Regions from separate parts of the Homo sapiens genome. Here region 2 is linked to region 1. Evidence: read pairs that join two places in POLR2A ChIA-PET (ENCODE). Cell type or tissue: IMR-90. All regions are shown on one strand.

What was found. Peaks named below come from ENCODE experiments on the same cell type or tissue, not always from the same donor. Only the 100,000 strongest peaks of a DNase experiment are listed, where the experiment ranks them.
Region 2: POLR2A ChIA-PET joins it to region 1 with 17 read pairs; 6 of 35 experiments call an interaction of 5 or more read pairs at or near these places.

What each region holds. Positions count from the first base shown.
Region 1 is chr3:46,965,827-46,968,326 of GRCh38, reverse strand. All of the region lies in intron 1 of CCDC12 (coiled-coil domain containing 12), which reads left to right. Among named protein-coding and RNA genes, the nearest start is that of CCDC12, 9.7 kb to the left of the region's middle. RefSeq lists enhancers at 369-1,298, 1,299-2,229 and a silencer at 1,596-1,767. In IMR-90, no CTCF peak of the experiment used is centred here; no DNase peak of the experiment used is centred here.
Region 2 is chr3:47,081,306-47,083,805 of GRCh38, reverse strand. SETD2 (SET domain containing 2, histone lysine methyltransferase) reads left to right here. Exons shown (of 21, transcript NM_014159.7): 12 at 1-86. Among named protein-coding and RNA genes, the nearest start is that of SETD2, 82 kb to the left of the region's middle. RefSeq lists an enhancer at 1-54. In IMR-90, no CTCF peak of the experiment used is centred here; a DNase peak (open chromatin) is centred at 1,105.

The DNA of each region.
Region 1 (2,500 bases):
CCTGCACCCTGGCTTTACTCATCCTAGCCCTAATTTTTTGAAGATGGAGTGTTAGTGCAAAGTGTTAGATTAAGAAGAAAATGGATTTGCAGTCACAGCCGAGGTGGAGTGTGAGTGCCCGTTCTTCCTAAGGACTCAGCTTTTCTGCCCAAGCTCTCAGACTCCAAGGTTGTGGAGGCAGTGAGAGGGAGAATCTTCTGGGTGGGAGATTTGGGGTTCCCAACACATACCTATGGTGAGCCAGCATTTCCTTCTGAGGCCCTCAATATGTTCACGTATGAAATGATGGTGTTGGATTTATCTGAGTTTCTCAGACCTACCTGTTCGTTGGGTTGTCTTGAGAGACAATTTGCAGTCCTTTTTTCTGGCCCTACCTCAGACCTATTGTGGTCTTGGTATATAGCCTATAAATTCATGCATTCTTAAAGTTCCCCAGGTGATTCTGATGAATTTTTCTGGACATCTCTGATCAGTCCCTGGCATTCTCTCATTGGAAGAAGGATACTTTTTTTTCCCTTGGAACCTTAGCTGCCCATGCTCACTGCAGGAACTCTGCAGCTAGCCACTAATAAGTATTTATTGAGTACCAGCTGTATGACAGGCCCTGGGGATACAGCTATGAACAAGACTTCCTCCTTGCCTCAAGGGGCTTCTATGGAAGGAGTGGGAATACTTAGAAACAAGGAACATGGTGTCCCTGTTTATGTGTCCCAGGAACTTGGGAATGTGGTGTGTGTGTTGGGGAGAGGCTGTGCAGCTGCCCAGGCTGGGAAGACCACCACCTGGGAGTTCTGAGACGGGGATGGAGGAGTGAGATGCCAAGATCTAGGGAAGAGCATTCCAAGCTGAGCAAGACTAGCTTGGCATGTTTGAGGAGTAGGAGTAGAGTGAACAGTGGGAGGTATGGAAGGGGGATGAGGGTGGAGAGGGCCTGGGAGGCTGGGCTAGTTAGAAGGGGGCCTTGCAGACCACCAAGGCTGGACCTCAGGCTAAGGGGGTTGGGGAACCACTGGAGGTCTGAGCAAAGCTGACATGCCCTTGGATGACTGTGTGTGGAGGTAGGAGGCAGCTGCAGGAGCCCAGGTGTGAGGCAGTGCGCACAGACAGGGTTCCTGAGATGGCAAAGTACAGGGGAGAGGGGCTTTGAAGGGGAAGGCAAGAGTCTGGCTTTGGCCACATTAAGCCAGAGATGACTGTTAGACAGGTAAGCGAAGAGAGACATAAGCAGGCATCTGGACTAGAAACAGATACAGGATATCAAGCCCTGGGGCTAGACGAGGCCCTCTGGTGACAGAGCTTAGACCACAGAGACAGAGGACTGGGAGATCATTCTGTGCCCTGAGGCTCGCTCTGCAGGTATTTAGCAGGAGTTAGAAGAATCCAAGGAAACTTGGTGGGGTGGGGCGGCATGAGGACAGTGGGGCTGAGAGAAGCCAGGCGAAGACTGGGGATGGGTTTTGGCAAGACAAGGTGATAGGTGAGCTTGGTCCAGCTGTTTCAGGGAAGTGTGTGGTGCCAGTGGAATCCAGGCCAGCTGGGTTGAGGTGCAGCATGCTGGCCAAAGCCTTCCTGTAAATTAAGCCTCCTTTCCACTGCTTGAAGTCCTCACTGGACCCCAGCCGGGACATCCATCCCTCCTCTCAGGAGGGTAGCGCCAGTCTGAGGCAGTGCCCTTATAGCCTTGCTGTCTGAACTCACCTGGTGTTTGGATGCTGGCAGCCTTCTTGCTAGTGCTCAGGTCTTCATATTGCCACTCTAGCAACTCTAGCCCTTTTCTTTCGTTCTTTCTTTCTTTCTTTCTTTTTTTTTTTGAGACAGAGTCTCACTCTGTCGCCCAGGCTGGGGTGCAGTGGCGCAGTCTCAGCTCACTGCAGCCTCTGCCCCGCCCCGTGCTCAAGCCGTTCTCCTGCCTCAGCCACCTGAGTAGCTGGGATTATAGGTGTGTGTCACCGCGCCCGGCTAATTTTTGTATTTTTAGTAGAGATGGGGTTTCGCCATGTTGTCCAGGCTGGTCTCAAACTCCTGGTCTCAAGTCGTCTCCCTGCTTTGGCCTCCCAAAGTGTTGGGATTATAGGCGTGAGCCACCGTGCCCAGCCCGCTTTCTTTCTTTCTTTCTTTTTTCAACCTGGGAGCACAGATTCAAGTTGCCGTAAATGTACACTCCCCCCTCCCCTGTCCTTTCTGTCCCTGCACGTAGGTCCTGAGGGCTGCACTGCAGCTCCTACAATATGACCACTGCTTCTGGGTCAGGCTGGCCGTTTCTCTCATGATTCCCTGCTCTCTGGACAGGTTGCTTTGCCCACCTGGCTCCGCCACCCTGCTCACCTTGGGATGTGTAGATAGGTAAGTCTCTTCACATCCTTTTTAGCTGGAAGATGGCCACAGTACCTCCTCCCTCCCAGGATAAGGGTTAAGTGAGATGGTGTGTGCAGAAGGGAGCTGAGAGGTGGGAAGTGTGATGTGTGCATTTATTCTTTCTCCTATACTCTTATTTTACCTC
Region 2 (2,500 bases), 120 kb before region 1:
GTGAAAGGAGCCAAGAACAGCCAGATAAAACAGTGGATATAAGTGATTTGGCCACCAAACTCCTGGACAGTTGGAAAGACCTAAAGGTAAGGAAGCATCTTTTGTTCATTTCAACTTGAATTACTCAGGTTTAGAGTTCTACAAACCTAAGCAAAATTAACTACTTTTTTTAGCCATGCATATTTCTGAAAAATGGAATACTGTCTCTCTTACTGTTTTATTTATAAGTGTCTCAAACATCCTCTAAACCGTGGCAAGAGTCATATTAGCCAAACTAATATACAAATGTCTTCTTTTCTGTCACTTAGAAAAGTACATCACAATAGTGAGTTCAGTCATTTAAGTGCTCTTCACATTAAAAACAAAAATCCTTTGAGGAGCAAACTTAGGATTCTATTTGTAATGAGAAAAAATTAGTGTTTAAATTTATTGGAAATCAGTTGTATTAATGGAAAATTAAAAATAATTGGAAAACTAAGATAATTTAGCAGCTTACTAAAAATGATTGAATGTAAATTTTTATTTTAGAAAAACAACTTTATGGAACTAGTTCGTATTCACTTCTATTATTGTTTCTGAAATGGGCCTGCTTTTAAATGCCTATTTCTTTGGACAAAAGAGGAAAAATAGATCTGGAACTCTTATGCCTATTACATACATAATCTCTTGTTGAAGAATGTAGCAAGATGTGCAGGGTTTGCTTTGCAGAAAACCCAGACTGAGTCTTGGATAAACACAAGAATGAATAACAGGATAAACCTAGGAGAGGTGTGGTACATTTCATTTGTAAGTGATCTGGACTTGGGATCCACGTCTTGAGGACCCTGTGGGAACAGGTTACTTAACTAGCTTCTATTTTTCTGTTCCTCCTTTCTTCTGCCGGAGATGAAGCAACCAAATAAACCAGCAATCCTGACTCTTTGCAGCAAGATGAACACCTGAATCCTCCCTGCCCCTAATTATGATGACAAAGCTCACTCCATTAGATCCTGTGATTTGACCCAATGAAACTGGCCTTAAACACTGAGCAAAATGAGTAGTTGGTGGTTGTGTACTATGCTTCCTCATTTGCTGTGTTGAGACCCTTCTTTAAGTATGTTGTGGTTTCAGCTTTTGTTTACCCATTTGAGCTCTTACTCATGTTACTTTCATCACTTACAATTCAGTATAAAGTCAGCCTTATTATGTCTTAGGAAATCAGGCCTTTTTCTAAATATGAAAGGAAGAGTTCGTAGTAAATTTACTTATGAAGTCAGTATGTGAACTGCAGGAATCAGAATTGCAGTTAATTGAAAGAAGTGCTGGGATAGTCACTTGATGGATTTTTATTTAAGGCCTGCTTTGTGACAGCACAGGAGTCCCTAAAAGGAGTCCCTCTTGTGTTTGGAGGCTGCTAGTGGAGCCTGTAAAGAAGCTCAGTTAAGAAGGTGGAGATGAAGACAAGTACACAAATGGACACAGAAAAGGCCTTTATAGCTGTACTTTTATGGAAGGAAGAATAAGTAGGGTTGTAGACCAGTAGTTTACTTTTGCCGGAGAAGTCTCTGGTTGATGTTATTTTTTAAAACTGCTAAGAAGTAATCATTGTAAAGCTATCTTAAAATCTGGAAAAAGTAAATATTCTTGTTTCTTCGTATGATAGTGGGTTTCTGTAATTGTGATGGTATGAATTACTCTCTAGGATATACTTAACCCAATTAGATGTAACCATGGTAATTTAAACTCACACTCTGGACACACATTTGAGTCCTACAAAATTATTTCTTCCCCTTCTTCTTATCTTCCCCACTCCTATCTGAAACATCAAAGCAATTTTATATGTAGCTTGATGATCCTCTTGATTTGAGGTTTAAAACTTTATTTGTACTTAAAATATATCCTTCTTATCCTTCATACTTTGGATTTTTCCTGATTCTTAGTGTCAAGGGAGCCGTTAAGTAAAATTCTCCTCTCTTCTTCAAACTTTAGTTTGCTCTGGAATCATTACCCATCTAGAATTGTATTACTGAGAAATGTTTTTACTTGACTGTGAACTGTGATGTTTTGTTATACATTGGTGCTGGGGTTCTTAATTCATCCATCATTCTAATTAACATTTACTATGGCTCTGTTTTCAAAACTCTGATTATGGTGGTTCTTAAAAAAACCAGACAAACATAGATAGCATTTAACCAGAAGTCTGAAATCAGGAATCCATAATTTGAACATGTTTTAGAGAAACACATTGACATGATGTGATTACTGTATATCCATACGATCCCGGCATTGAAAGAGTTAACTACTTCTGTCTGACTTCCACCTATGTGTTCGAGTAGACATTGGCTGAAAAGAAAATGTCTTATTCAACCAACCTTTATTAGGCACCTATTGTCAAACACTGTGTTAGTTGCTGATCTTTAATTCCAAGATCGTACTAAAAAGCATTGGTCTAAGATTGTGGTTATGTGGTTATGGCCATTTCAAGTCTCCCCAGCCAACCGGGGGCCACCATAACATTGGT